Regions from separate parts of the Mus musculus genome. Here regions 1, 3 and 4 are each linked to region 2. Evidence: chromatin loops called from intact Hi-C (ENCODE). Cell type or tissue: heart. All regions are shown on one strand. Region 1 holds the start of Zranb1 (zinc finger, RAN-binding domain containing 1). Region 2 holds the start of 4932437C15Rik (a long non-coding RNA gene). Region 3 holds the start of Abraxas2 (BRISC complex subunit). Region 4 overlaps Abraxas2 (BRISC complex subunit).

Evidence for each region. Peaks named below come from ENCODE experiments on the same cell type or tissue, not always from the same donor. Only the 100,000 strongest peaks of a DNase experiment are listed, where the experiment ranks them.
Region 1: a loop joins it to region 2, with 2.2 times the contacts of the local background. A loop is called at or near these places in 13 of 42 quality-filtered maps.
Region 3: it touches region 2 in a loop (2.4-fold over the local background); 6 of 42 quality-filtered maps call a loop at or near these places.
Region 4: a loop joins it to region 2, with 2.4 times the contacts of the local background. A loop is called at or near these places in 10 of 42 quality-filtered maps.

The regions. Positions count from the first base shown.
Region 1 is chr7:132,926,412-132,934,411 of GRCm38, reverse strand. It overlaps Zranb1 (zinc finger, RAN-binding domain containing 1), which reads right to left and starts at 3,236. Exons shown (of 10, transcript NM_207302.3): 1 at 2,867-3,236. 1500002F19Rik (a long non-coding RNA gene) reads left to right here and starts at 402. Exons shown (of 2, transcript XR_003946678.1): 1 at 402-3,404. In heart, a CTCF peak has its summit at 4,184 (motif pointing left); DNase peaks (open chromatin) are centred at 2,641 and 3,261; H3K4me3 peaks cover 3,031 bases; H3K27ac peaks cover 2,111 bases.
Region 2 is chr7:133,000,276-133,008,275 of GRCm38, reverse strand. All of the region lies in intron 1 of Ctbp2 (C-terminal binding protein 2), which reads left to right. It overlaps 4932437C15Rik (a long non-coding RNA gene), which reads right to left and starts at 6,888. Exons shown (of 2, transcript XR_378552.2): 1 at 6,546-6,888; 2 at 2,715-3,378. In heart, a CTCF peak has its summit at 4,594 (motif pointing right); DNase peaks (open chromatin) are centred at 725, 4,605 and 5,805; H3K27ac peaks cover 546 bases.
Region 3 is chr7:132,853,466-132,861,465 of GRCm38, reverse strand. Abraxas2 (BRISC complex subunit) reads right to left here and starts at 2,241. Exons shown (of 9, transcript NM_198017.3): 1 at 2,133-2,241. The coding sequence starts at 2,231. In heart, a CTCF peak has its summit at 3,105 (motif pointing left); a DNase peak (open chromatin) is centred at 2,255; H3K4me3 peaks cover 1,608 bases; H3K27ac peaks cover 1,151 bases.
Region 4 is chr7:132,878,060-132,886,059 of GRCm38, reverse strand. Abraxas2 (BRISC complex subunit) reads right to left here. Exons shown (of 9, transcript NM_198017.3): 7 at 7,447-7,531; 8 at 5,179-5,293; 9 at 946-3,025. The coding sequence ends at 2,556. The region is part of intron 1 of 1500002F19Rik (a long non-coding RNA gene); the gene reads left to right. Among named protein-coding and RNA genes, the nearest start is that of Gm46003, 15 kb to the left of the region's middle. In heart, CTCF peaks have their summits at 1,821 (motif pointing left) and 3,496 (motif pointing right); no DNase peak of the experiment used is centred here.

The DNA of each region.
Region 1 (8,000 bases), 74 kb after region 2:
AGAGATTTTCATTTGAATAATACAGCACAACCAATGGAAAAATGTCAATATTTTGTATTAGTAAAAAACAGTACTAACAAATGTAAACAAACTGACCAAGTATTTTTATGGTATGACCATAGTTTCAAATATTTTCTCTCATAAATCATCAAAAATCTCAGAAACTCCAATAGTAGAAAACATACAAATTGTATATCCTGAAATACCTCTGTAGCCAGAAATACTTTGTCAAACTATATTTTCAGAGCCAACTATACTGTCTCCATAGATACAAACTCATTTCTCAGAGCCTTAAAAAAATTTCAACACCAAATCTCGGAGCCTTAAAAATATAGTTGGAAAACAGAAGTCATAGAAAGAAATCTAAACTACCATAGACTAACAACAACAATAACAACAAAGGGTGGAAAGTCTCATACAGAGGAGCAAACAGGTTCCTCCAGGGTAAGTTCTCAAAGGGGTTCTTAGGAGATAGCACTTAACTTGATGTACAGTAAGAAAGGGTAAAATAAATAAAGGCCGAGAGGAGGGACTTCACAGAAACAAAAATTTAGCTGGACTGAGCTTCACTTAGGAAAGAAGAAAGAAGATTAAAGAAGAGAGAGAGAGAGAGAGAGAGAGAGAGAGAGAGACCAAACTACTGAGAAATTTAAACACCAAAAGGAGTTTGAATTTTTTTTTCATTTTTATAGGTTTATTTATTGTGGTAAGAAGTGAATGTGTTGGGTACTTTGTTTTTTGGTTCTGTGGGGGGTTTTTGTTTGTTTTTATTTTCATTTTGTTTTGTTTTGTTTTAATCAAGTTTTCTCTGTGTAGCCCTGGCTGTCCTGGAACTCACTCTGTAAACCACAATGGCCTTGAACTCAGAGATCCTTCTGAGTGCTGAGAATAATGGTATGCACCACCACTGCGCCTCAGAGGTGCTAGTGTATTTAAATACAGAAAATATACCCAAGGTATAATGAGGACATGAAAATTCCAAATAAACCACCACAAACTGGAAGAAAAAAATGTTCAAACAAGAAGGTATTTCTAGGGAAGAGGGGAAAGCCATAAGCAATGCTCAAATAAAACCAAACCAAGTTATATAAAAAGTTAGCATCCTACTTTTGCAACTACATTTAAGTTTTAACTGATTTTATAAAAGCAATATAAATAAAACTACATGTAATGGCTCTCACTGAATCAATTACACATAAATCAATTTACCTCAAACAATGTACATCTGAATTAATGTTCATACTCAGACTTACTTTAATTGTTTGTTTGTTTATGGTTGGGGGGGGGAAGGTTTTCTCAGTGTAACCCTGTCATGGAACTCACTATGTAGACCAGTATGGCCTAGAACTCAAGAGACCCACCTGCCTCTGCTACCTGAGTGCTAGGGTTAAAAGCATTCACCATTCACCACCTTGCCTGGTTTAATCCTCAGACCTTAAAAGTGATATGCCACAATCCGTATTAGTACATAGTTATGGATCAAGGCCATTAGTTTGAAATATATTACCATGAGTTGTAAGTTCTTCATACAACCTCAAGAGTAAATAAATGGATGCCCCAAGGCTCAACGGCACTAACAAAAGGTTGTTAAAACAGCAACCAGAAAAAACCTCCCATGGCGTTCAAATAACATCCTCCCCCCAAAAAAGTAAAACGTCTCATTACTGCCCTACCTTTTAACCTCTCACAACCCCCCCCCAATGAAAAAGTTACAAAAATTTAATGAGACTATTTTAAGAGCCTCCAAATCAAGAGAGTGGCTTCCAAATATACTTTCGAAATACCTCATTTAATTAAAATAATATTTAACAGGATCCAGCTTTACTTTTCCCAAGCATAGTTCAGTGGACTTTCTAATGGCCTCTGTCACAAAGATCCTCGGGTCTCCCCTGTTTTCTCTATATAAGCCAAGTCACCCATTTTTGATCAACAGAGGTACCATGCATGTAGCAAAAGTTGGTAGGGAGTCGACTGAAAGAGACTGCGGGGTACAGGAGCCACTCATTATATAACACTTCCAAGTATTTGTACATCACGTTTATTAACACCATCACAGGTCAACTATACAGAGACCAAACATTGCAAGCAGTGGAAAGAACTTATAAAAATTGACTTAGTGGGTAACCGAAAGGGGAAATCGAGGGGTTGAGATACAAAATTCTAAGCAAGGTGGTTTCAAAACCAGCGTCTCCAAGATAATGGGCGGGTTCAAACTTCTTGCTTAACGTAAACTGCCTCTCCCCGGCGCTAACAGCAAGTATTACAGCTCTTTTGTCTGTGCAATGACCAGCCAAATTAGAGCAGAAAACCAAAACAAAACAAGAAAACCCACAAGGTAGGTGCACAGAGCGATCGTTACCGGGAGCGGAGTTCCAGCTGCCCATGGCCACCAGACATCAACTTTCACCCTGATTTGCTTTAGGCAACCGGAGGCCAACGTATGAGGGGAGAGAAAGTGGACAAGGGACCAAAACACAAGTTTGGGGACCAGCACCAACTTAGAGCGACAAATCCGGGTGTTTATGGCCTACTAAGAGGTGGGAATAAGACCCACACACTCGGACTCGGGAGGGATCCCAGTTGCCGGAATGAGGCGGGCAGAAGGGCAGCGCCAGCCGCTGACGAAGGCGGCCAACTGAGGTCGGTAAACAAGCCGGGCGGCCACTCTCCCTCATCCTCCGGGTTGTCCCCGCGCTGGGAAGCCCAAGATGGACGCGCGGCCGCGGACAACCCCGGGCCTGCGATGCGCTATCCCGCAACGCTGCCGCCCGGAGGCTCGGCAGCCTGCTCCCCGCGACGCCCCGTCAGGCCGCGGTCGACCCGCGAGGGGCCTGCGGCGCGGCGCCCCCAACCCAGGCCCGGTTACCTGGCGGCCGCGGATCCTCCTCCTCCCCGTCTGACGCGCGGCGCCCGGCGGCCGCGGCGGCGGCGGCGACTCCCGCACGGCCAGCGGCGACGAGCCGAGCCCGGCCCCTCTCCGCCTCCCTCGGCGCCGCCGCCCACCCCGCTGCTGCCGCCTCCGCCCTCCCGCCTCAGTCAGGACATGTTCTCCGCGGGCCCGCGCGCGGCTCCCAGCGGCCCGAGGGGCGGAGAGGCTGCGCGGAGGCGGGGGCCGAGGCTCGGGGACAGGGGCGGAGCGGTCTGGGGACAGCCTCGGGCGCAGAGGACTCCGAATGGCGGCGGTCAGGACCCTAGAGCTAAATAAACCCCGCGGCGGCCGCACAACGTCAGGAACTGGACCTCGCTGCTCACCGTCCTGTGATTGGTCCCGAGGCCTCAGGAGGCGCAGCCAATAGGCGACCGCCTCTTTCCCGGCGCAGGAGCGGGCCGCGGCCGTGACGTCAGCAGCGTGCGTCCTGATTGTGAGGCTACGGCGCGCGCGGTCCCGCGACGCGTCCTCCCGGGTGAGTGTCTTCAAGTCTAAGTGCAGGATGCACTTGGGAGGTGGGAGCCTTCTTCCCCTGGCCGCCGGCCGCTCTTTGCTGCAGAGTCGCCAGCGCTTTGAATCAAGCGTGAGTCACGCATCTGTTTGCTAACTGGGAGACCGCTTGGCCGTTCCTTCGGCGGTTTAAAACAGTTTTTAAAATTTCAATAATTTGACCCAGGCTGTCATTCTGGGGCTCAGGCTGGCCTGGAACTCTTAAACGATATTCCTGCCTCAGCCTCCCCAAGAGCGCTGAGATTACAAGCCTTGCTTACTTGGCATTTTATTTTGTTTTCAGACGAGGTTCTCTTGTAGCCCGATTTATTTCTAACCCCTCTAAATAGCTGAGACTGATCCCGAACTCTTAAACCTCCGGAGTGCTGGACTTACGCCACCACTACTCTTAGCTTCACCTAGCCCTACTTCAAACTTTTTCAAAATGTAAACTGCTTTAAAAGTAATGTGTTAAAGGCCGTAGAAATAGTTCACTGGGTAAAGTTGCCAAGCCTGACAGCCTGAGTTCCATCCCCAGTACCTACAGAGTGGAAGAAGACGACTAACTCCCACAGTTGTTCTCTGGGCTACACACAAAATAAATAAATGTAATTTTTAAAAAGATAGTAATATGGGGGGTCTGGAGAAACGGCCAGCGTGTAAGAGCACTTACTTCGGAGAAGCAAAGTTCTGCTCCCAGCAGCCACTTCAGTGGAAGACAGTCACCTGTAACTCCAGCTCCAGGGGGTTCAGTGCCCTCTTGTGGCCTCTACCAACACCCACACTCACTTGCACAAACACATAATTAAAAATAAAAATAATTAATTAGTATCTTGAAGGAACATTAACAGCAATCTGGGAGGGCATTTAGTAATTGTTTGGATACCTCAGATCCAAAAGGATGACCGTGTTACTTGAAGTTTGATGTTTCCCAAACTTGAGTGGGAATTCACTTTGTGAAGCTGTCTTTGGTGTCTTGAGTTATTTGCATAAAATGGTATAAGACAGCTGTACCATGGCCATCAAAAGAACAGTACTTTGTATAACTTCCCCTCACCAACATCTTTCACAACCAGTGGGGTGCTTCCTCTCCATAGCCATTGCTATGGAGTAGAGGCCTTCAGCAACCCCCACCTGGTCTGAGAACTTATCCATAAATTAAGTTTAAATGGAAACAACAACACAAAACAACACGTTCTCAAGGATATAATTAATTCATTTGTAGGTAGGATCCCACGCTATTATATAAAAACAGTAGTTCAGTTGACCCTTTGGAAACACTTTGTTTAAGCACTTCCTCTTCCTGAATCAAAGCTTTACAGCATGCTGCCTCCAAATAAACACCAATCACACGGTAAGATGTCCAAGTTGTAGTTTATTTTAGTCAGAAAAGGGATAGGACTCAGAGGAAGCTTTTAAATTTGATTTAATAAATGTCTTGTAAAAAAAAAATCTGCACCAAGAAATAAACACAAAGATAAGGAAGACCATCTTAGTGGTAAAAATGATAGCACGGAAAGAGGCTAAGTCAAAATAACCACAATGACAAAATGGGATTGCTAAGTAAATTAAAGTGAAAATCAACTTATAATTGAAAAGGAGAACAAAGGAAAAAAAAAACTGCATTGAAGACAAAAAGACTCTTGAGAGGCATCTAGTAGTTCTCAGACCTGAGGTGATGGATCAGTATATAAAGTGCTTTGAGTTCAGTCCCCTGAATCCATGTAAGAAAGCCAGGTTCATGCTTATAATGACAGTGCCAAAGGAGAAGACAGGAGAACCCCTGAGCTCCATAGCCAGCCAGTTAAGTCTAGCTCCAGACAAGTGAGAGATCCTGCCTTAAAACACAAAAGTGGATGTTCCTGAAGGATGATACATACCCAAGGTATCATTTGCCCTTTTGTCCCCAGGCCTGTATACACACATAGGAACATATACAAAAAGAAAGAAAAGAATGTATTAGTTTTCAACAATGGCAACACATTAGAGTCACTAGTATGGCTTTTTAAACATGGGCTCCACCTAAGAGGAGAATCTGAGCATAGATAAGTCTTAAACACCCTTCAGCTACTCTGAAGTGCAGCCGGGTTTGAAAACTACTGATGGAGTCCTACCCCCAAAGTCTGCACATGGGGACACCGATACCTAGAAATATTAAGTGATTTTAACATGCTAACTAATAGAACAACTGACTTGGTCATAGTTAAGAAACTAATTTAGAGGCCTGAGAGTTCTCCCTGGTGGTAAACATGCCACAAACATGATGACCTAAGTTTGGTTCCTGAGAGTCACATGGTGGAAGAAAAAAACCAAATCCAGTGGGCTGCTCACTTCCAGGCACACACATTTAAAGAATGAAGTACTTGAAGGCACCAACTGTAAGTTTTTAGTATGTTTCTTAGAACCACCATGGTCATGTATAGGGGCAGTTATCATATGTTCTACCTTTTCTGTTAGGTGTTTCCTGAGCTACCTGTGGAAAATACAATCCCATCATGTTTTCCGGTTTGCCATTTTAGGGCTTCTGTTTAGTTCTATAATAGTGGAAAGCAAGGATTGGAGAAGTGGCTCCAGGAGGACTGGACTCCAGTTCCCAGCACCCATGTTAGGCAGCTCCAGAGGATCCTATGCCTTCTGGATTCCAGGAGTACCTGCACTCATGCACATGCCCACACACATATACACATACTTAGAAATTGTGTGTGTGTGTGTGTGTGTGTGTGTGTGTGTGTGTGGAGGGAGAGAGACTGAGATTCTGACTCTCTGGGTATCACTGACTGACCTAGAATTTGCTATTTAGGCCAGGCTGACCTCTTAACTCACAGGAGGCTGCCTGCCTTTGCCTCCCAGGTGCTAGGATTAAAGGCATGCACCACCATGCCCAACTTAAAATATATATTTTTAATAGTCACAAAAAGGGTTTTGCATGATAAGGTGCCATATGAGAACTACCTTCCTGGAATGTCTGTGATACATAGCTATAGAAATGGGGACAGAAAACAATTGAGAGACACAGAGCTAAAACCTAGATATCCAGCAGGAGTGGGAAGGAGGGGCAGAAGTGGAATGCAGTGAGTGATGAGACTCACTAGAGGAAGCCTTTGTTTAGAACCTTTCCATTTATGGTTTGCCAGTACCTGAATCTGGGGCAACAAAAAGAATCAAAAGTCAGAGTACTGCATGACTGTGCTATGAAGACCATTGGAACTCCTGGACAGAACTAGATAAGGTGAGGTCAGTTGTGTACAGATCCAGGATTTAGAAGAGTGCAGCAGGGCCTTGTTAAGAGCAAGGAACTAGGCTGACCCTGGACATGAACAGCAGAGGTGTCGGTCTATAGAGTAGTTACTGTGGAATTTCCAGAAAACTCCCAACAGAAAAAGAAAGGTGGACATTGCAAAATGTGCAACATTCTTAAAGGTGCAGGTGTAGTGAGCCTCAAGTACATTATTCCCAAATAGTATTGGAGTATGCAGATTTTGAAACTCAGAACAAAGAAAAGGTCAGTGTATTTGACAAACAGCTTCACTGACCTTATAGAGAACAGTTCTCAGTAGGATGATGGGGACGGATGCCAAGTTTCAAAAGCTGAAACCGTGCATGGGTTTTGAAGCAGTGATTACAGACTACCAGTCCAGGCGCTTTGACCAGGAGAGGAAGGCAGGAAATAGAGGAACAGCCACAGTGAAGGATGAGGCCTGGGAAAGGTTTTGTTTTCAGTATATCTGAGCACTTTTGCAAACAAAGGAGAGAAGGTGGAGGGAAGTCAAATTCAGAGCAGTCTTTTGTTGCATGTTGGCACCTATAACAAAGGACACTGCTTTTTGGGAAACTAGTACTTTCCTGTGGCCTTCCTGGATGCCAGCCACAAACTGCATGGAAAACAAAATCTCCTGTGAGCAGACAAAATCTACTTGTGAAGCATCAGACATAATGTAGCTCATCTGGGGCTGGAGGCGTGGCTCAGTGGGCAGTAAAAGCACTGGCCACACAAAGCTTTTCAGCCTGGGTTCACATCCCCAGAACCTATTTACCGATGGGTGTTCTGTCTCACATCTGTAATCCCAGTACTTTTCAGACAAGATAGGAGGAAGAGATGAACAGGCGATTCCCCTGTTCATGGGCCAGCTAGTATAGCATATGCAAAGGTAGATGTATTAGTCAGGGTTCTCTAGAGCCACAGAACTTATGGATAGTCTCTATATAGTAAAAGAATTTATTGATGACTTACAGTCGGCAGCCCAATTCCCAACAATAGTTCAGTGGCAGTTGTGAATAGAAGACCAAGGATCTAGCAGTTACTCAGTCTCACGCAGCAAGCAGGCAAAGGAGCAAGAGCAAGACTCCCTTCTTCCAATGTCCTTATATTGTCTCCAGCAGAAGGTGTAGCCCAGATTAAAGGTGTGTTCTACCACACCCTTAATCCCAGATGAAAGGTGTAGCCCAGATTAAAGATGTGTTCCACCACACCTTTAATCCCAGATGACCTTGAAGTCGGAGATTTAATCTTCTGGAATCAATAGCCACTATGCCTCAAGATCTCCATACCAAGATACAGATCAGAATCTTCTATCTCCAAGTC
Region 2 (8,000 bases):
AGACCAGAGCAAAGCCATCAGGATCTAGCTGCTTAGGTGACTTCGGGGGCTTGGGATTTTGCACCTTGAAGTTTCTTCTAAGGCCAGGAAGGACGTGCCTCTGAATCAGCCAGGCCTTGCTCTGGGGCCACACAGGGCACAGGCTGTACCAGGGAAAGATGTTTGGTGGTCCCTGCATGCAGTCCTCAGTGTTCTCCTGTGTTACCGTGCAATTCTACCAGTGTCTGCAGAGGGGGTGGTTGTCTGCCATTTGGTCACTAGCTTGCAAGAATGGTTTCCTACTTTGCTGGCCTGGTGCACAGCTCCATTCATCAAATCTGGTAAATGAGTCTCATGACAGGAAAGGGGAGAGAGATGTCTGGGTACACATGTTCCAGGCTGCTCTTTCTCCCCGGAGCTCAGCGACTGCATCTGAGGGACCTGGAGCTCTCTTCTCTGGCCTAATTGAATGGAGGAAACAGACGAGCAGTAAACACCCCAAGTGCCACAGGGACTTTCCCACAGATTTATGCTGGGAGCCCTGATTGACAGGCGTTCACCTTGGGCTCTGTCCTTCGTCTTCATCCTCTCCGACCCCTTACTGTGTGCAAGGGGTGTCCCACCTAGGCTGCTGGTGAGCATCCGTGGGAGGCCCCAGAGCCGGGCAGTGTGGTCCCCGCAGCTTGTTTCTCTGCCTGAGGCTCCGTTGGGAGGGTTTTCCTCCTGAGTCATCCCTGGGCAGAGGCCCAAGAGTCCCCTGCCATCTCAGGGTTTCATCGAACCTTATCTGGCCATGGGATAGCGCTTGCAAAGCTCAGCCAGAGGCACCTCAAGGCTGTTCCTGCAAAGAAAGACGGGGCTTCGCAGGAGCCTGTGTTTTCTATCAGGGCGTGTCTTCTCTGGTATGTCCATCAGTATATGTTGAGTCACAGGGCCATGGTGAAGAGTGACCAGGTATCTCCCAGTCGAGCTGGGGAGTAAGACAAAAGCAATAAATCACCCGTTACTCTTCAACTATGGTTCTGCGGACGCTGGGGACCAGCCAACAAGCCCTTGTAAAATCAAAGGAAGTTTACAGAAGGACATTGGGGTAACAGTTATTATCATGACTTTTTTTTCTCTTAGGCCTCAAAGCCTAAGACCGCCGTGGAGGGAGGGAGCCTTCCTGGTGAGGTCCCCAGCCTGTGTGGTTCTTGACTGAGGAGTCTCCAGCTTATGCTTTTAATTGATGGGTAGGGTCTGCTCTGTGGTAGCAACAGAGGGAGGTGGTTTTGGCCGTCTTTCTTAGCTTAGTGCGTTTTCTTGGATGAATCCCTGGCTGAGCCTGATCTTTAGGTCACTGTTGCAGTGGCTAGGAATGGTGCCTTGGACCAGGTAGTCCCCTTCACACCACTGAGCCTGATCGAGAATCTAAAATCAAGTTGCCCCTCTCTATGACCTTGAAAGAATTCAGCTTGCACCTCTCTTTTTTAAAAAAAACAATTTATTCATTTTTATTTATGTATATCTGGTGATTTGACTGCATGTATAGATCTGTGTAAGGGTGTTGGATCCCCTGGAACAGGAGTTACATACAGACAGTTGTGAGCTGCCATGTGGCTGATGAGAATTGAACCCAGGACCTCTGGAAGAGCAGCCAGTGCTCTTAACCGCTTGAGCCATCTTTTCAGTCCCCTTCAGTATCTGGGGATGCTCCTATAACCTGCATCCACATCAAGATTATAAGGCTGGCTTGACTTCTTAGCTTAAGACCATGTAGACAGTACAGAGTTACTGTTTCATAGCAAGTTCCAGCTTGCCTGGGCTGCAAAATGAGACCCTGTCTCAAAAATGGAAAGGTTTTTTTTTTTGTTTGTTTGTTTTTTTGGTTGTTTGTTTATTTTTAATGTATATTGAAAACCAGTTATGGAAAAGTGGCTGGTTGTTTGGCTAGAGCCAGGCTTACTACTCTCTACCTTTAGGCTGGTCCCTAGGTTCATAGCTGGGAAGTCTACTCTGTAGCCAGTCTAATTACCATAGCACTGAATGTAATTCACATGGGGATGGGAGCCATGACTCCAGTGAGAGATCCCAGGGGGCGCCTAGGAACTGCAGCCCCAGTGCCTTTTCCTTCCCATCATGACCACAGCATAGAGGGACATACTCTCTAGGATCTTTCCAGCAGGTCCCATCCACCCAACCCATGACCTTGACAGCCAGGCCTTGGTTTTTAAAGGCTATGGGTAGCAATCACCCCTGAAGAAATACAGCCTGGATATCCACAGCTCGACCTCACGTGGTCACAGCAGCAGAGAAGACAAAGTGAGTCCACAGGACCAGGCTTGACGTCCTCGTGCCCAGGCGTTCATGCCCAGGCATGCTGCAGAATCCCAGGCCTTGAACAGGAAGCTTGCCGGGTTCTGGCAGCTTGTTACCAGCAACCCCATCCCCCACCTCCCCACCCCCAACCCTAGCTCCCTTAAGATTCCTCTCTGGCCAAGTCTCCTGAGATTTCATCTGCAGCTGAGCCAGGGTGTCCTGGCCGCATGTGGAAGAGGCTAAGGCAACACAGGTTCATATGTGAGGGCCTGTAATGGGATCTCTGAGCAAGGCTGCAGGAGGAGATGGGTGTTCCTCCCCTGGAGATGTCTGCTGATTGTGAAGTAGGCTCATGTTTCTTCCAAAAGGCAGATGAGGGGTCTCCAGGGACCTGGGTGCTACTCTGGGAAGTGGAAATTTATCTCTCGGGGCCTCACTCATAGAGGAACTAATATATTCTCACGCCTAGAGATCACTGGACCCACAAGCCCAATGCCCAAGGACCACCCAGGTGAGGCAGGCCACCAGGTAAATAGGACATGCAACCCATCTTAACAAAAGCAGCAGCTGAGCTTGCGCCCTTGGCTCGGCACTTGGACATGCCATTTGTGGTCAGTTTCTGGTACTGTTCCTTGGGGACCATTGCAGGTGCGTGCTGACTGGCTTCTTGTGACAAGGAACTCACTAGGAGACATTTCATTCCGGAGCACCCATTAGATTCTGGCGAGTGGCAGGTGATAGAACCTCAGTATCAGAATCACCTAGACAAGGCAGTCATGGAAAGGGAAAGTATCTGTCATTTTCCTCTGGGTGAGCATCCCGGACAAGCTGCAGAGATATCTGACTCGAGTTCTGTGCGTGGCAAGTTCTGTGTGTGAGTTAAGTAAACAGATGCTGGTCTTTCTGGGGCGACAGGGTAGTCTAAGTTCCGTTTCGTGTTACTGAACTGAAACACAGTGTTTCCCACCATTGTAAGACTCTACTTTCGCTCTGGAAGGCATCATCCCCAAACATGCAGGCTGGATTCGTGGCAGTCGCACAGGAAGCCTGCAGGGCCCACGACCATGGCTCAGGTATTTGGAGCTGCAGGCGGCTGGGCACCTGGTGGGTGATCGGAAAGGCCTGGTTACAAGTTCCTCAGGGTTTTTGCAGTAGCTGTAAGCTAGTCGCACCATCTTTGCCTGTTCCTGCGGCCCACCATAGACCAGACCACCTTGCCCGTGCCCTTCCTGGGTCTACTTGTTAGATTTTGCTTCCTAGTAGGCCATTCTAGAAATAATGGTGACCTCTCAGCCAGTGGTTCTTCATGGTAGGCATTTTATAGTACACTCAGAATCTGTCACAGCTTAGCCCTCAGGTTTGAGGGGATTATGGACTCCTAAGTGGGCCACACTGCCCTGCTGTGCACCTATTTGGTAGCTTATGCTTGGGCTGGTGGTCATTGCTTCCTTCTCCTGGGGTATCCCCAGGTGGCCCCCGCTTCATTCCAGCCTCATTTTGTTTCTGTGGTCGATAAACATTGAACTTCAGGCTCCTTTCCTCATTACAAGAGAGGTCAAGGTCACTAGCATTCAGCAGGGAGATTTCAGCAGGCCTTCAACCATCAAAATACAAGGTGCGTTAGGCAAAGTAACTTGCATAGGGCATTCTTGTGGCTGTCCCTCTTATGGGATGCTGGGGCTTCTGATGACAGTGGTGTTTTCTAATCTTTGAAATGGTGTGACATAAAGTGGTGACTCTTAGCAAGACATCCTGTCTGTCCCTGCCTCCTGCAAATGCCACAGTTGTTTTTACTGCTCCCAGAACACTTTTGCTGTTGTGTATAGGCAGGATGGAAGCCGTTCTACAATATGCTTGAATGTGTTGGCACAACAACATAGTCATGTGTTGGGTGCTTTAAGGTTGAGCTACATGTCAGTACCTAGCCCCTGACCTGACCTGAGTCCCAATGTTGGGTCTGTATTGTGAAATAATACCATATATATATATATGAGAAAGGGGGGAGGAGGGAGAGAGAGGGGGAGGGAGGGGAGGGTGACAGCAGCTGTAATGAATGGGAAGCAGGGTGCACAGGCTCACATTTTATAACAGCCACTGGAGATAACTCAGAAATTCTTACTCCCTCCAAGAACACCTCCCGGCTATACTAAGGACCAAGAACCAAAGTCTCGATATGGCCAACTTCACAAGGACTATGCCAAACGGGAGGAAAGCATTCCAGTTCTTGACTTGCAAAGGCAGCTAGGTTCTTATTTCTTTTCTATGTCTGGGTGTTTTTGCCTGCATGTGGGTAGGTGCAGGCAGTACCAGTGGAGGCCACAAGAGGATGCCACAGCTCCTAGAACCGAAGTTCCAGATGGTTGTCAACCACCATCTGTGGGGGCAGGGAAGGAAGCCAGAACATGTGCTCTTAGCTGCTGAGCCCCACCCCTCCATCCCCGGACATTAGGTTCTTAATCTGCAAGCAACAGAAACTGATTCAGACCACATTTTAGACATGGGTCCTTTTCCTTCTTCAACTTTACACATGTATTATTCAAGAAAATGGTAAGTGCTCCTCAGAATACAGGGCAGGCTTGTGGGCCAGGATCACCACATTCCCTTCCTGCTAATACTTCCGGAAGCATGACAGCCATGGGATCCCAAGCCAGGAAATGGCCTTCCTTAAGCACCAAGGGTCGTCTGTGTGTTGTGTTACTGTAACTGCAGGTTAGCCATAATATCCCATTAGTTTAAAGGAGTTGATGGCACATCTGCTTGTAGCTCTGTCTGTGTGTTGGGTGAGAGCATGTGTTTCTGGATATGCAGCGTCATACAGGAGTACAGTGCCTTTTTTTTTTTCCCTCCTGTCTATATGACAGGGAGACTAGGTAGCCAGAAAGCAGCCAGCATCTCTCCGGAAGTCACTTGGGATCTACAAGGCCTTGGAACCTTGAACCTGGCTTCACTGAGGTGGCCAGCACAAATGTGAACATCTTGGCTTAGTGTTGGCTTTGGTTTTCTCTGAGTTAACATTACTGAGATAGCTTCAACTCTGAGCACCCAGGGACCGGCAGCAGCCTGGCTGCAAACTGCAGCACCATGGTACCATGCAGATGAACAAGGCCCCCGTATTGTATAGAGGCAATCCTGGAGCCAGCTAGTAATTGACACCAGGGGGACTAGCTGAGCTCTCTGCCTCACATATAATGCTGGGTAGGCCGTTGGCAGCAGGGCACTGACCAAGTTCCTGTAACAAGCCTAATTGTTGCTGGACAGAGCAAGTCTTTGGGGAATGTAGAGGGACACATTACCATTTTGGATAGTCATTGAACACCTTGTCTGGTCAGGTGTCTCCCCAGTGGGGAAGGCTGAGAAGGGCAGAAGGGCGGCAGCATTGCCGGGTCTTTGCCAGTCTTAGAATTTAGACATGTGGGACGGCCTTGAGCAGTGTCTTGTACCTGGGAGCCTAAACTCCATTTTGGAAGGAATCCTCATTAAGCACCGTGCCTTTGGCTTCCTTCCCCCAAATTCCCCTAGGTATTGAAGAAATGAGCCATGGCTCCAAGCCAGTGGTCAACCTAATCCCCACCTCTGAGGGCCACGTGCGTATCATGCTAATGTAGTTTACAGTGGGATGTACCTAATATATTAAAAATGGTTCAGTTTGTCAGAATTGTTGAAAGAGATGGGAAATCTGCTGGTAGCTGTCTGTGTTTGGGCCTCTGCCTTTGATTTTGTGTTCCCTGATATGCAGATGACGTGTTCCCAGTTCTCCTCACACCTGGTGCCAGGTGGCTCCTGTCACCTACCCTGCCACCCCTGTTTAGCACCCTTTCCCAGCCGATAGGTCTCTACACACACACACCCCACCCCACCCCCTTTAGTTTGCCCTGCTATTAGCAGATTGGCCGCTGGGATTCATACCTCTAGCCTTAACAAGATGTACCACGGACCCACCTCAGCCTAGGGAAAGAACAAAGAATGGGATTCACCAAAGAAAAAGGAGACCAAGTCAGGAAGGGAAACGATCACTAGGCAACCTGGAGTCTGTTACCCGGGTAACAGATACATGCTCTGATATTGCAGATGGACATCTTAGTTGGTGGCTCTCAGCCACTCCAGATGCACTGGATGATGGCTCTTGTCCCCGGTGCTGTCCCCCTTGGCGAGGTGGGGTAAATTACACCTAAATCTATGCCTAAACTTCTGACTTTGTGCAATGAACCAACCTGTTAGCCCCTTTAAAGCCAAGCTTTTTACAGACTGTGAGTGTAGGGGGTTCTTACTTGTGTGTCCTGGTGCTGCCAGCCCCTCTACCCACGTCTTGGAGTTTGGCCCTCAGTAGAGAGCAGGCAGGGCTGATGTCACTCAGGCTCATGTGCCACAGCCTGAGTGCTCATCTGCTGAGCGGATGGTGCTCCATGGCTGATTGACTCCAGGATGAATCCAGGTAGAGCTGTGTGAGATCACTGCCACCTCACTTGCCCCTCTGTGACCTGGGCACAGTAGCCATCTCCAGCACCTCACCTTGACCTACTAAGGATAGGTGGGGCATTTTAGGGCTTTTGTTTTTTCATAGGGCTAAGCTGTCCGTTATAAGAACCATGGACCAGTGAGGGCATATAGGGTAAAAGGATGTTAGCACTTGAGACCACTTGGGCACCTTACTGTACTTATGGGTCAGAGATTCTCAGGTAGGTGGCGGGTGCATAGAAGGAATGCCTCAACATCAGGACCTGACTGCCGTTCAGTCAGTGATGGTTCATGATTCCCTTCCAACCCCAGCTTGTTCTAAACATTCTCTCTGCTCTAGGCCCCTAGTCTGTCCTGAGATGGTACAGGGATGATGTGGTTGGTGGTAAGAGTACCAGAGGAGTGTGTGGCTAGCCTGTGAGGTACAAGAGGATCCATGCATGTCCAGTTAGGAGGGTCGTCTTCGTGTTTCTATTGCTGTGGACCAAACACCACTTGTGGAGGAGAGGGTTTATTCCAGCTTGTGACTGCCAGGTCACAATCCATTGCTGAACGAAAGCAGGGCAGGAACTGAAGCAGAAGAGCGCTGCTTACAGGCTTGCTCCCATGGTCGGTTAAGCCTTCATCCAGGACTACCAGTCCAAGTGGTGATACTGCCCACAGTGAGCTGGGTCCCCCACATCAATCATTAGTCAAGACAATGCCCCTTAGCAAAGAGGCGGAGGCCTGAAGGTGAGTTTGCTTTTGCAAAAGGCTCCTGCTTTGAGTGTCTCAATGGTCACATAAAGGCCACATGGCTCCTAGAACAACCTGTGCTCCATATAGGATCTGAGGGGACACTTCACCTAGGGACAGCCACGTTCTTCCATATGTTGGGCAGCCTCTGAGAGGATAAACAGACTTGGAGGAAGGAGACAGCCCAACTTGGAGCCTCTGCAAAAGGGGAGAGGCAACAGCCCTGGCCACAGATCTCCCTGTACATGGTGTGGCTGTTAGGCTGCTATGAGACTTTATCTGGATAACTGAAGGCTGTCCTGTTTAGTCCATCATACTTATCTCCTTCCTTGACAAGGAAACAGCTGGCCTAGGGAAGTGTCCCCAAATCTGGGTCCAAAGCAGGAGGCTGTGAGGACTCCAGGCAAGGAGAGGCTGGGAAGTACAACAGTCAGGAAACCCTCCCTCCCCCACCCCCTCCCCCACAGGCAGGTGACCCCAAAGGTACAGTGATGTCATGTCGATCAGGTGCTGTGCTGTGGGTGTCCCCAGTC
Region 3 (8,000 bases), 150 kb after region 2:
AAAGAACTCCAGGCATCTAAGGAGTGTCGAGAGTGGGAGAGAGTCTTCCCCAGGGAAGAGCACACCAATTGGTTATCCAAAACAAAGGCACAGTCCTGAACCTTACAGATGAGGAACATTTTTCAGGCTAAGCAGGTTATATTTAGGAATATATATGCATACATATAAGCATATAATAGTGATTAATAAAAAAAAAAGAGACCATGTATTTGAAAGAAAGCAAGAAGGAGTATAAGTGTGTGGGGGAAAGGGAGTCTGGAGGGAGAAAAAGGAAGAAATGATGTAGTTATAATCTCAAAAATGTTTTCAAAAATGTTTGCTAACTTTAGCTCCACAGAATAAGTTTAGCTTTAGATTAATTTTCCTAGACCAAACAAACACATCTTTTAAAAAGTAAATTCTTGGTTCTTCAACTTTAAAACTGACTTTTTTTTTTTTTTTTTTTTTTTTTTTGGTTTTTCGAGACAGGATTTCTCTGTGTAGCCCTGACTGTCCTGGAACTCACTCTGTAGACCAGGCTGGCCTCGAACTCATAAATCCACCTGCCTCTGCCTCCCAAATGCTGGGATTAAAGGCGTGTGCCACCACGCCCCGCCTGACATTACTTTTAAGTATTCCACACCCATAACTGTGGTAAGGTTAATATAAAAATGTATAATCATATAAAACACAATTCAAACTATTGGCCTTGTATAAAATTTCTTCCCTCATGCCAAGTAGGAGATAAATATTAAGGAAATTGCTATTAAATAGCTAGAAAGCTAGAGCTGGGTTTAATGGCTTCCCCTTGAAATCCCCACACTTAGGATTGGGGGTGATCAGGAGTTCAGGGCCAGCCTTGACACTATCTCAAGACAACAAAGAATAAATAACAAGTGAAGAAACGGAACTATGGCAGTTTCTAGAAATACTGTCCAAGTTTCTTATCTTTATAATAATCTTGTCTTATACACAAACTATGACATTCCTAGGTACTCTCTAAAACAGAATAAATAAGCACCCTGAACTCGTAACTGCAGTCCATGGACGCTAGGAACTTTACAACCACTTACAGTATTAAGAGCTAGCTGCAATACTGAAGGCTAGTAGGTCAGAGCTGGCTTTAGGAAAAAAAGCAGAACAATGCTGAATATATTCCTATCAGTAATCTCTGCCATCAACACTGCAGAGATGAAAAGAACAGTAAATTCATTCCACTCAGTATACTCATGGAATCGCCTCTCAGAATCAGTCTTTATTAATGGAATCGAAGATCAGTGACATCAAACCAAATCCAGTTTCCCTTCTAACTACTGTTTTTATAATGACAACCACAAAAAGCCCCATCTCTTATTCAATGAATTTAAATCGTTCACCAATAACAACAACACACACACAAACCGCTAATTGGTGGGAGAGTAATGTCCTGTAAAAGCACCTATTTCACAAATAATTTCCAGAGGTCAACGGCATTGAAAGGCAATTCGTAAAATAAAGACACCGAAGAGTCCTATGGACTCCATGGCCTGTACATTTCTGATCGCTCATAAGTGGGCCTGTCACTTCCCTCTTAAGACAAGTTCCGGGGATTAGAACACTCGCTGAGGAACTAAACAGGCAACTTTGAGGAAGTGCAAACAAGACTCTGCACCTAACGAGCCTATTCACATTCTCCATTTTCCACTGGGGTGAAAAAAAAAAAAATCCAAACAGCCACATCTGATAAGTATGAACGGTGACAGACACGACGACCCGTGTGGCCGGGGGTCAGAACTTGGATCCTCTCCTAGATTACAACCCAGACCTTTGAACTCCATCCCGACCCAAGGCACTCAAGTCTGGAAGCGCGATTCTCAGCGAGGGGTAGGCACCCAGTTTTGGCTAGGCGACTCCTGACACTGGCGGGGCCGGGCGCTTTAGGTCCTTTGGACTGAGAACAGCTGTGCCAGGACCCGCCCGAGGCCGAGAGCGCCAGAGAAGGGCCCGCGGGGTGCAGGAGCTGGAAGGGGGCGGGAGCCGCCTGGGTCACCAGCTCATCGGTTTGTCCCGGGGATTGAAGGCCGAGCCTCCAGCGGTCGTCGCTTGGCCGCAGGCGCCGGCCTGAGGAGGAAGCCGAAGGCCCCAGCGGCCACGGCAGGGGGCCCGGCACCTACGTGGTCGGCGTTGCTGTTGGCGCTGTGGAAACACACAGCGCTGAAGGTGTAGCCCGAAATGGAAGCCGCCATGATGGAAATCTCCACCTCCCCCATCATGCCCCGCGGAGGGTGCACAGCCTTCCGGACGCCCCGCCGCTGAGCATCCTGGGAAATGAAGTCCTCCAAGCTACTCGAAGCTAGGACAGGGAAGTAAAGGATTCCAGATCAAAGAGAACCAGCACCTTCAGTTTTGTGTGTTCCTCAGACACCGGCCTGTCTGTACAGCCTTGTTATAATCCAGTTTGTCCCTTCTGCAAATGAAGTTGAAGGATGGAAGGCCGGAGATGATTCCAGCAATTGAACAGGTTGAGATTTGACTTGGGAACAGCATGATGTAATTTCAACTTGAACAGACCACTTTGCCTGCCTGGTTGAGACTAATGCGTAGGAGAAATGGAAGGGAAGGAGATTTACAATAATCCCCACCTGGTGCAGTGACAGGGGAATTATGGTCAGAAGTAGTGGAGCTGGTAAAACGATTGGATTCTGGACTCAAAAACAATTCAAATATAAGTCGTGTAAGGGCAGAAGGGTTGCATGTCGGAGGCCAGCCAATGAATGCTACATAGACTTGTTTCAACAAACAACAAAAACAAAAACCTTCAAGTTTGACAAAAATCATAGAAGACAAAAACAAATAAGTAGCAATGAATAAACTATCAAATTTAGAAAGAAAAAAAAAAAGGGAACTATTTCTTCTGCAGCTTGCTAAGACTTCAGTATTCCTAGCTGGGCTCCTGATTTCCCTACAGAGCTACTTCTCACTTCTTTTCCAAGTTCAGCAAATAAAACTGTTTATGACAATTACTCAAATCAAAACCTTTGCAGCTGGGGCTGGAGAGATGGCTCAGAGGTTAAGAGCACTGACTGCTCTTCTGAAGGTCCTGAGTTCAAATCCCCGAAACCACATGGTGGCTCACAACCATCCATAACGAGACCTAGCGCCCTCTTCTGGAGTGTCTGAAGACAGCTACAGTGTACTTGCATATAATAAATAAATAAATCTTAAAAAAAAAAAAAAAACCTTTGCAGCTAGCCTTAACAACTTCTTTTCTCTTGTTCCCTACATCAGATCAGCTAAAACGATCTTCAAAAAAATACTGAGTCCTACGATTCACTACCAGCACATCTGCCACCCTGACCCAAAACACCATTTTCTCTCTCCTGGTTATGACAACTTCTCAGAGTCCCAGTTGGTGGCAATTTTGCCCTTAAGGGATGCTTGACATTGCTAGGAGATATTTTCCAATGCCAACCCCAGGGGAAGGAGGTAAACTCAGGAAAGGCCTCATAACAGAATTAACCAGTCCAAAATGTCGAGGTAATGAAGTGAGGCTGTTGACCTGCAAATATATCCTCAACACAGTCAGTGAAATGATCATGGTAATGTTTAGATATAAGGTGTCAATTATACCTGGCCAGCCTCCAAATCCTACGCCGACATGCCCTCCCCCTGCATTCCTGCTTCTGCTACCCTGATAGACTTGGCTACAGCTACAACAGTAGCCTTTTTGCTTTCTGGAAGCACTGAAAGTTCATCAGGTCATAGTGCCTTTACATATGTCCCTTTCCTCTGCCTGAGATGCTGGTCTCTTGGACAACTATATAGCTCACTGTTTTATGCCTGCCCTGGGTGCTTTGAAAGGCCACCCAGACCTCTTCTTGCAGGACTGATTGATTTAGCCTGGCTGCTGGGGAAGTTTTCCATTGACAGCTCCCAGTTCACATCTCCTGGAACTATTCCCTGTGAGAGAGAACCTAATTTTCCAGCTCAGTTAGTTTTCTTATCCAGTTTAAGACCACCTGCCTAAGTGCCACCCACAAAGAGCTGGGCCTTCCTACATCAATTAGCAATTGCTGGAAATAAAATCCGATGGCTCACTTTTCAAAGGTGTCTCTAGCCAGCTTAGGTCCAGCTAACAGTGAACAGAAAACAGAAGGCCCTTGCTAATGCTTGATAGTCTAGCTAAGTACCCCTCCCCCAAATGTTAATAAGCTACTCCCCCCAAACTGAAAGTTTAGAGTATAAAAAAATCTCAAACATCCAAACTTTTCTACAAGATCATTCATTGGTTTGATATGCTTTAAAATATGCAAGATGTGAAACATGGAGATAGATCCAGACATGGTTTTGGTTGTTAGGACTATATCCTTTTAATTATTAAAAAAAATAAGAAAGGGTCATTCCTTAGGGTTTGTAGACAGTGTTCTGCATTCAGTAGGCTTGCTATCATAGGCTGACACAGAAATTTTCCAGGTTGCAAAATAAACTGCTTCATTTTCTCTACTCTGAGTTACCAGTACTCTTTTTTTTTTTTTCCCCCGAGACAGGATTTCTCTGTGTAGCCTTGGCTGTCCTGGAACTCACTTTGTAGACCAGGCTGGCCTCGAACTCAGAAATCCGCCTGCCTCTGCCTCCCAAGTGCTGGGATTAAAGGTGGGCGCCACCACTCCCGGCTCAGTACTCTTATTATGAAGTGAGAATCATTGTTTCTGACACAATCAAGAGGGTCTCCCACAATTGTGCCCATAGGTTTTCACCATATGGGTTGTGACCCCAAATGTCAAATATTGTGCATGTCAGATAACAGTAAGAAAATTACAGCCCACCAAGCCAATCTGATATAGACAGTTTCTCAACTGGGGGTCTCTTCCCAGATAATTGTAGGATGTGTCAAGTTGACAAAGCTCACCAAGACAAACTCTTACCACCATCTAGCATTGTCTGTACTTTTAATTCTATTTCCCTGTTTATTATTTTTTCTCTGCTAGCCTATTCTAAAATTCATGAAGGATTCATGTTTTAGTTGCTTGCAGTTGCAATTTTTTTTTTGTCCTATGGAATTAATGCCAGGCATGGAGATACTGCCTATTTTGTAACTGTTGAGTAAATGTTGTGTGGGAAAATGTAGAGTTCAAAGGAAGATGGTTTTATTCTATCAGCAGGTTGCTATAGAGATATGAAGATATGCTGGGTTGGTGGTGTGTGCCTTTAATCTTAGTATTTGAGAGGCAGAGGCAGGCACCACTAGCCTAGTACAAAGTTTGTTCCCTGGACCCCGCATGGTGAAAGAAAGGAACTAACTCTTGAGGGTTGTCCTCTGATCTCTATACTCACAATGAAGGTGTGTGTGTATGTGTGTGTGTGTGTGTGTGTGTGTGTGTGTGTGTGTGTGTATGTGTGTGATGCTTCCATACACAACAAGCATGTAATCATATCTTTAAAAGAGAGGGTCTTACCAGGCAATGGTGGCCCATGCCTTTAATCCCAGCACTCGGGAAGCAGAGGCAAACAGATCACTCATTTTGAGGCCAGCCTGGTCTACAGAGTGAGTTCCAGGGCAGCCAGTGCTACACAGAGAAACCCTGTCTTGAAACCAAAAGAAAAACAAAACAAAACAAAACAAAAGGGCCCAAAGGCATGGGGGCGAGCATAACAGTAGCAAAATTATAGTTATGAAGTGCTAAGGAAAGAGTTTTGTGTTTGAGGTCACCACAACCCGGGGAATTGTACTACAGGGTTGCAGCAATAGGAAGGCTAAGAACAGTTGTGCTAGGGGGCCTTTACCTGGTATACTTAAAACCTGAAATACTTCAGAGTTTGGAGTGATTTGGAGTTTAAATTTTTGGGTTGCTGATTTGGCCAGTTGTTTTTTTGTCAACTCAACACAAACCTGGACTTAGCTGGGGAAAAGGAATCACAACTGAGAAACTGCCTTCACCAGATTGGCCTCTGAATATGATTGTGGGACATTTTCTTGATTTCTAGCTGAAGTGTGAGGGTTCAACTCACTCTGGGCAGTGCCATCCTTGGGCACGTGGGTTGGGGCTATTTAACCTCTAGCCCCAACTCCAATTTTTGCTTCTAGCTGCCTGAATTTCCCTTTATACCTTAAATTCAATGAAACAAAACTCAGCCCCCTCCCCATGCCTCCAGACACCCATCCTTCTCTCTCTCTCTCTCTCTCTCTCTCTCTCTCTCTCTGTGTGTGTGTGTGTGTGTATCTGTGTGTCTGTGTGTGTGTGTGTGTGTGTGTGTCTCATTTTTTTGAGACAAAGTTTCTCTGTGTAGTCCTGGCTGCCCTGAAACTCACTCTGTAGAGCTAGGATTAAAGGCATGGGCTACCACCATCTAGACAGACTCTTTCTTTAAAAATTTTATTATATGCTTATTGTGTATTGTAACTACTACTGCTGCTGCTGCTGCTGCTGCTACTATAGGAGCAAGGCGTGGGGAGCAATGCAGTGAGTGTTCCTCTGTGGACTCTGCTTGAGTTCCTGCCTTGTTTTTCCTCAGTGATGAGCTGTACAATCTGTATGCCAAATAGACCCTATTCTCGATGAGATGCTTTTGGTCAGTATTTTATCACAGCACAAGGAAAGCCAACTAAAGCAAAGATGCCCAACCTGTAGTAAAGATAAGAGCTGACATTTTCTGAACCCTGACTATATGCCATGCCCTTTCTAAGCTCTCTAAACATACAGTATGCTCACTTGCAGTTCCTGACATCTCTTTGAAGCGGCATCTTTTTAAGCCCCATTTTATAGTTGCAGAACCAGAACTTAGATTTACTGACTATTTCTCATGTGTCAGACAGGTTGTATTTGGCTGGACTAATCTCATATGTATTCTCAGAGTGTCTTGTGTGACAGGTGCCACTATTATGCTTGTTATAATAGAGGCTTCACAAACTGACCTGGGGAAATTCAAGAACTTGCCCACAGTGATGCTTTAAAACATGGCGTGCGGGGCGGGGGGGGGGGGTGTTCTAACTCAAGAAACAACTGCCCAGTGTCCCCTTTCAAAAGCTCACATCAAAGCAAAAGGAAGAGATGGGGGCAGAGAAGGGAGCTTGTTCTAGAAGTGTGTTCTCTGGTCCTGAGTGTTGCATGGTCAGAAAAGGGAAAGCTCTGCCCTATGACCACGGAATGTCAAATGGGAAGTGCTTAAGGATTCTGGGAAGCATGGTTCCAGAGGAGCTACCAGTGGGCACTGTGCACAGAGAAAACAACAAAACAAATCAAAACAGAACCGACGCTGGCAACCTCAAGTTCTACAAGTCTGCCTGTGGCCTCACACAAGTGGTGCTCAGTGGGAGGGGCTGTGTCCCTCCTATAGTTCTGCTTCTCTCTGGTGCTAGGCAGCTTACCCAGTGGAACCTCTCTCCCAGCCAAGAATCCCGTTTCCCTGGGTGATCAGAGGTGGTGCCCCACAGTCCTCAGCACTAAGCAGCCAGAATAATCCTTCCTGGAGCCAGAGAAGAAACTTGGTATAAACCATGTTGGGTCCCCCCACCTCCCCCAGGGCTCCATACCGACAACTGTTTATAGCTTTCATCACACACAGCAAAAACATCTTAACTGTTGGCAAGACATGAGGCTGAAGATGGGCTTATCTTTCATGGATGCTTCTTAATTAAAACCTAAAACTTTTAAAGACCCAGTCTGTCACACTCAGGCTTTCTTTCTGTAGCATCTAGAGTCTAGAAAAGATCAAAACAGCTACTTGCCCAGGGCAGCACTAATTGGCTGTGGTATCCGGTGGTTTTAGTGCTCTGTAATAAGGTTACTTACGCTCTTTCTTGAGTTCTTTAATCACTATGTACATGGATTTCCATCTGCCCTTTACTTTATTCTTTACTGCCAGAAGATCTTGGAACACCATGTATAGGAGCAGACGAACTGCTCAAACTGGGAGGGCAACATGTGTTGCCGTTTGCCTCAAGGGACTTGTTACTGGGCTTCTGTCTTCGAAGTCAACAGAAACGTAGTCCTGGAAACAAGTTCTTGTTGGAAGGCAGCTTGCTAGGGGCCTCTGAGATCCTT
Region 4 (8,000 bases), 120 kb after region 2:
TTTGTTAAAGTAACTAGTGTCACCTGCCCTACTGCTTGGCATTTAAAGATATACATCCTGACTAGGGATGAGGTTGCCAATATTATGTTTTGACCCTACTCCAGAAACACCAATCTCAACATTGAATTGTTTTCCACACCACTCTACTGCCACAGCTCTGCTGAGTTCAGGGCTCATCTGCTGGCCCTGTTCTGAGAGCCTACATGTCCTGAGACACTCTCAAAGCACCAAGTTCTGCTTCCCAGTTATTGAGTGACCTGAGTGGAACAGTCACTTCAAACCAGAGTGCCTCTTCTGGGTGGTGCCATCAGAGGCCTCCCGGCTTCAGCTTTATCCACTACCGGTACTTCTCCGGATAGCTTGGTTCTCACCACACCATTCTTGAAATCAACATCAGCATTCTGGTAAGGTGTATTTTTAGATCCCTCTTGAACCACACAGACAGGTCCCTATGGAGACCGAGGACACGTTTTAATGCCCTTTAAAACCTACCTAGCATGGCTGGAGAGGTGGGTCAATGGTTAGGAGCGCTTGCTGCTCTTACAAAAAAATCACTTTAGTTCCTAGTTTCTGTATTGAAGGCCACCAATCACCTGTAAATACAGCTCTAGGGGACCTGATGTCCTCCTCTGGGCTTTAGTACCTGCACACACAACACACTCACACACATACACTGACATTCACACTCACTCACACACACTCACATGAACACACCGACATTCACACACACACACACACACACACACACTCACACACATACACTGACATTCACACTCACACACACACACTCACACTCACACACCGACATTCACACTCACACACACTCACACACCGACATTCACACACACACACACTCACACACAAGTATTAGAAAAAAACCCTACCCAATAGGCAACACCTACTGAGGCAATAACTTGCTGGTGCTAAGACAGACACTAAAATATCGTATCATGATTAAATAAGTTTTTATTGTCACATTTAACTGCTTTGTCAGATATACACTGTATATTTCAGTATGGCATAAAAATAAGAATATTTTCCTGAATGTCAAAATCTGAACAGAAGAGATGGCGATGGCACTTTAACAGACTGGACTTCATACCGTGCTGAAGCTGCTAGCAGGTAGCTGATAAAAGCTGGAACGCACTGCAGATAAAGTGACCCTCGACATTCAAATCAAACGGAAGTGGTGTGAGCCCAGAAAACCAGGATAGCAGTTACAATGCAGACCCTGGGGCACAATCAAAGCAGGACGGTCAGCATCTCGTCTCTAAGACTGTATCCACTGTCTGAGACTGCGCACTGGAGCTCCTGAGTAACTATCACTATCAAACGAGATGACTCCTTTGAAACCTTTTAACGGTATCCTCATCCTTACGCGTTTTAACTAGTCCAAGGAAGGCAGTTCAGCGCCAAGCATCATGGGCTGATTGATTGCCATATATGGTAGGTCTTGCCACTTCCAATCCAGCAGCCCAACATACTCAAAAATGGTTTTTAGTGGTTTCACACATTCTGGGCAAAACTAGAAAACAAGCAGTAATTAAATAAAAGCGTAAGTGCATCCCAATGGTCTCCGCACATTTGCAATTATCCCCTAAATGGCAACTTTAGGGGAAAAAAGAAGTATGGTTATTCATACTTGAAGTAGCTCTGTAGTCACCAAGATTCCTGGATATTTTCTCAAAAACGTCTTTCCTCCACAACTCTAGCCCAGGATCCGCCACACCTAAGTACATTACATCCTTTCCATAGGAACTTAGTTAAATCCACTGTGTCTGGGATCTGTTCACTACAGACTCAGGCCTGGCTTCTCCCTTCTGCCATCTGCTGGTGTGTGGCCTCCCTCCATGACTGCATGCAGCGCAGCATCGCTGGCGTGCACCAAAAGACAAGGGCCTGATCCAGATGAGTACTCGCTGGGGATTAGTATTCCTACATTTTAAAAAGGCAACCATTTTAAGTGACAATACGTATCAGGCTAGTAGAAAAAAGTTGAAACAAAGCCCTCTCTTCTCATCTTACAAAACCATGCAGATGAGAGAAGGAATGTCTGACTTGTTCCAATTAGGCTTCTTGGAATTAACAAAATTTCTTTTCTGGCAAAGATGAATTTGGCTCATCATAGAAAGTTCTTTGAAGGCTGCTGCTAAATTCGTTTCCCTTTGAAAAAGCAAGTTTCAAGGCATGATAGTGCAGAGGTAAGTTTCTGACGTACAGACTATTTATAGACTAATTGTGCTCAGTCTCTGATCTGATTTATCTTAAGAACAGACTACACTGAGGGGTCACTCTGCCTAAATTCACTAGTACATCCATGAATCGCACCAGAATTAGGACAATTTGATTATCGTAATGATTTTGTTGTGAACCTGTGCACTGTACCCAGAGGTGAGGACCAGCGGACAGAGGATTCTGGGAGTTCTGTGCACAGGATGCTCCACTCAGGAGCCGCGGCATCTGAGAAAGCAGGTCTCCCCACAGATTAAGTCCTCAACAACACTCAATAAGCCATTAAGAAAAGTAGTGCCAAGTGGAGAGTGTCATTTGTTTACTTAAATCTGGGAGGTCTGAGTGTTCCTGGGGTCCTCGTCAGGATGTGTCGAGGGCCGTGAATTCTTTGAATGTGAGTATTCGCTATGAGGGGACTCTGCAGGATCAATCAAATTTTCATAATCACTGTCATCTGACTCCTCCCCACTGTCTCCAGCTGCACTCTGGGAAGGAAGAAGATCTGCTCCACTTCCAGTGAACTTCAGTCCGCCACTGGTGGAAGCATAGCTGGAAGAGCCCACAGCCTGAGGACGGGGCATGAAGACACTCCTTTCCATGCGAGAATGGCTCAGAGTACTTTCTTGATTGTTTGGGTGGAAATCAGAGTAAGGGGGCGGAGGATCAGAGGGCTCCGTTTCTGCCAGAGTACTTCTCCCTTCAGCTGAAAACCCAGAATAGGACATCCGAGGGCTGAACGCTGGCTCCAGACTTTCGGATGGCATCTGTCTGCTTAACAGGGCCTGCTGCAATCCTGCACAGAAACAGGAAGAATGTCTTAACAAGTTCTGTACCTTCATAGCTTTTTAGCTCCACTTGTTAAATGGTCAACTGGAATGATCTGGAAAGGAGCAGCAATGCTGTGAACTCATCACTGCTAATATTTTACAAATGTTTTCTCTACATTAATTTCTTTGCATCTCAAGTATCAGACTAACCAGTTACACAGTGAGGCCGTTGTCTCAAAAAACAAAAACCGCAAAAAAGAAGCCAGAGTTGAAAGTCCAGGCACTCTGATTAGAAGTACAGCCCCACAATGCACCACACAGGCTTGAACCTCCAGGTCCTGCTCTTCTGCCCAGCAGCTGACACTAAAAATCCTTCTGAATACCTTTACAAGTCACACGAACAGGGACTGCTCCTTACAGTATCCTAGCAGATGCCATACTGCTTTCTTTTTAATGTGTATTTGTGTCTGTGCCTACCATTTGCATAAAAGTGCTCAATGAGGCCAGAAGAGGGCACTGTGTCCTCTGGAACTAGATTTACATATAGTTGTGAGTTTCCCTACACGGGTGCTGGAAAGCAAACTTAGTCCTCTGCAGGAACAGCAAGCTCTACCTCTCCAGCCCCCAAGAATTTGGTTGCTAGAAACAGATGATATTGTCAATACACACAAAAACCTGGCCAGATTTCTTAGATCTGTTCTGACTTCTACCTGCTTCAGCTTTTCTCTGTGGTCCTCTTGGTTCAGTTTTAGAAACTAGAGGAATAGCATAAAACCAGCATTTCTCACTAGGAAATGCTTAAAGACAAGGGAATGGATGCCCTCTCTCCTTCATGTAAACCTGGTGGTTTCTCAGTGTAGGATTCTTGACAATATGGCTCAGTGTAAGCTTGCCTAACATGGGTCATCTTCAGCTACAGAGAAAGTTCTAGGATATACAAGACCCTTCCTTACAATTATGGGGATTAAGGCAGGTTTTCAAAAATGGTCTCATGTCATTTAATGGATAATTTGATAAAGTAATGAACAGTTTAGCGGGGTAATGTGACCTGTAATTCTAGCTACCCTGAGCTAGATAGACATGGTGGCATATGCCTTTCATTCCAGCAGAGGCAGGTGGATCTCTGTGAGTTTGAGGCCACCCTGATCTACAGAGTAGAGTTCCAGGAAAGCCAGGGCTACACAGAGAGCCCATGTCTCTAAAAACAAACAGAAATTCTATGTACTTTGGAGGCTGAGGCAGGAGAATCACAAGTTTGAGGCCTGCCTGGCAACTTATGAACATACAAAGCAGGACGAGTGAGATGGCACAGCAGACTGAGGACCCGACTGACAACCTTGTTCAATCCCTGGAGCCTACACAGTGGAAGAAGAAAACCAACTCCTGCAAACTAACCTCACACTGGTGCTCATAATAAATACATACGTACATACATACATACATACACACACACACACACACATACATACAAACAGATAAATGAATGAACAAAAACGAAACAAAAACAAAACAAAAAGTCAAGCTGGGCACGGTAAGCATGTGATTTGAATTCCACCCCCTGCCCCCCAGCAGTGGAGTCACGTGGATCTCATGGAAAATGCAATCCTGATCAGGCACGGCAGCACACACCTGAAATCCTAGGACTTAGGAGACTTTGAGGGTCAGATCTCAAGTTAGAGGCCAGCCTGGGCTACAGAGTAAGTTCCAAGCTCAGCAAGGGTACAAAATGAGACAACGTATAGGATAAATATAAAGTAAAGAGGCGATACAATAGACTAATGCAAGAAGGGGTGGAGTGCAGGTTAGTGGTGGAGCACGTGCTTAGCCTGGGAACCCTGTGCTCAGGCACAGTCCCCCCACAGTGAACCCTGTGCTCAGGCACAGTCCCCCCACAGTGAACCCTGTGCTCAGGCACAGTCCCCCCACAGTGAACCCTGTGCTCAGGCACAGTCTCCCCACAGTGAACCCTGTGCTCAGGCACAGTCCCCCCACAGTGAACCCTGTGCTCAGGCACAGTCCCCCCACAGTGAACCCTGTGCTCAGGCACAGTCCCCCCACAGTGAACCCTGTGCTCAGGCACAGTCTCCCCACAGTGAACCCTGTGCTCAGGCACAGTCCCCCCACAGTGAACAGAGCCAGTCTCTCATACTGAATGGGAGACCGCGCTCCAGGTGCTTACTTCTTTCTTGTTCCTTTTCATTTTTCTTCTGAGTGATTTGTCTTCTCAATTTGTTCACTTCTGCCTGACAAGATTCAACAACTCGCTCACTCTTTTCTACATCTGCACATACTGCCTGAGGGGGAAAAACACAAGAAAGAAGATTAGCTTCAAACCCAGGCAGGAGGTAATCTACAGATTCAGCTTCATTACAATGGAAAAATGGGACTGGAGAGATGGCTCAGCACTTAAATTAAGAGCATTAGCTGCTTTTTTCAGAGAACCCAGGTACAATTTCCAGCAGGCTCACAAGCACCTCTAACTCCAGTTCCAAGAGATCCACACCTTCTGGCCTCCAAGGTTACCAAACACTGAAGTCATCAAAGTTAAATGCAGAGAGATAAGGTAGAGCAATCTTGAGTGCTCACGAAAGCAGAGCTGTGTTCCCCCACTTCCCTTTATGAGACAAGACTGCCTGTGTAGTCCAGGCTGGCCTCCAACTGGAGATCTGTCTCCAAAGCCTCTTAAGTGCCAGGATTATAGTGTATGCTGCCATACCTGATCAGGATTGCTTTTCTTCTGTATGTTCATATGCAACATTTATGTGGGCATACAGGTACATATGCATGTGGAGGCCAGAAGTCAACCTTGAGTGTCTAGTCTCAAGAATCGCTCACAATTTAAAAATGTTAAAAACTGTCTGTGTGTCGGGGTGCGCACACAGATGAGAGAAAAGCATCAGGGTGTCCCCCTCTGTCACTCCCTTCTTTTCTCCTTTGAGAAACATGGCATTCATGAGGTTTTGGGCTAGATTGGAAGCTGAAAGCTAGACTGGAAGCTACTGCCTGTCTCTGCCAGCTCAGTGCACAGGACTATGCCCAGTCTGTTACGTGGACACTGGGATCTGAACTCTAGTCCTCATGCTTGAACAGCAAGCATTCTCTAGCCACTGGGCCACTTCTCTAGCTTGAATGTTTTTAAGGGTGTGTGCACGAAGCTATAATATATTAATCAATACAACAAAGAATCAGTTTTAGTCATTATTTTTTAAAAATTATCATTAGGGGCTGGAGAGATGGCCCAGTGGTTGAGAGCAGGACTGTTCTTGCAGATAAGGTAGATTTATTTAATTGAAAATAATTATAATAAGGGAAATCTGGAAAAGAAAGTAAGTTTCAAAGTTGAGGTTTGAATGTATGTAATTTAGCTACCAATAACCACTATGAGAGCTGGCTTTTTTAATCAGCAAGGTAATGTGTGACACCATTTAGAAGTTGTTTGGCTAGTATAAACGGTCTGAAAGGTCATGGTCATGAATTCAGAGCAAAAAGCTGTTTTCTGCTGCACATTCCTCCCATAGCAGAAATATCAGAAACTTCCAGGAAAGCAGTTTGGCACAAATGAGCGTGACTAGCGTTCCCTCCACTTGCAAGTGTGTAGTGAACACAAGCCCTGGAGGCTGCACTGCACTACTTTGCCCTTTTACTAAGGCTTTCCCCATTAGCTTCTTATAGTCTTTGGTTTTCCGAGACAGGGTTTCTCTGTGTAGCTCTGGCTGTCCTGGAACTCACTCTGTAGACCAGGCTGGCCTTGATCTAACAGAGATCCACCTGCTTCTGCCTCCCGAGTGCTGGGATTAAAGGCGAGCGCCACCATGCGCTGTGGCTTCCCCACTTTAGACGCTACCCTCACCCCTCCCTCTGTCTGCTGGGCTCTTTCCCAGGCCAAGGAGAGTTCCAACTTTGCCACTTTTCTTATTCTCAAATATAAGTGCAGAGGGAAGGACGGTCAGCCTGTAGCTGGCAGATAGAGGTGGTACCTTAGACATTTGTTGCATGACGGACTAGGGAGAGACAGATCCACTGCAATCCTCCCACTCCATAGTGGTGGCTGGGAGCAAAATGAACTGATTAGATGGAAGCTGGGCTAGACTGGGTGTCAGCTTATGACACCGTCTCCCCTTCGAATATAACTGACAGAGCAACTGTTCTCAGCACCCCTCTTCAAACTCACCTTTGAAGGTACACTTCCAGAAACAAGCACGACTGCAAAGGGGTCCTGCATGTTCTAAGAAGTGGCATTAATAAGTACTGCAGTGCCTCCCTCTCAACACACGAGGAGGCAGGATTCTGTGACGGATATCTGACAGACGTTGTTATAGCAAAGCGCATTCTGACTTTTGAACCACTCACTGCTCATTTATCTGTCAGTTACAAGATACATTTGTTTGTTTACTTATTTACAGAATTAGGACTTAAGCCCTATGAACCAGCTGGAAATACCACTTACCTGTACTTTCTCCTGAAGTGCATTATAAACCTGATAAATTGCCCTGATGTCCTTCATGACTCCATCCTTGTCAAAAAAGTCAGTACTAAAAGACAGAAAAAAGATGTCAAAGTTATTAAAATCACCATGAACATCACTTCGACCACAGTAGCATGTGCTGTGACTCAAAGGTGATGTCTAAGTACTAAAATGCTTATCCCGATAGAATTACAGAAAGGAAATAAAAAAGAACACTAATTAAAAACAGAATATTTTCCAGCGATTATGTTTATCCTTTTTTTTTAAACTATTTTTATTTTTAGATAGGGTCTTTCTATGTAACCCTGGCTGGTCTGAAACTCATTATGAAGTCCCTGTTGGTGTGGAAATCATGACAATCCACCCACCTCTGCCTCCCAAGTACTGGGATTAAAGGTGTGTGCAACCACATCTGGCTGTTGTACTTTTTAAAACCTAAGGAAAGCAGCTTGAGAGGTGGCTCAAAGGTCAAAAGCACTTGCTGCTCTTGCAGAGGGCCTGAGCTCAGGTCCCAGCACCCACACTGCCAAGCAGAG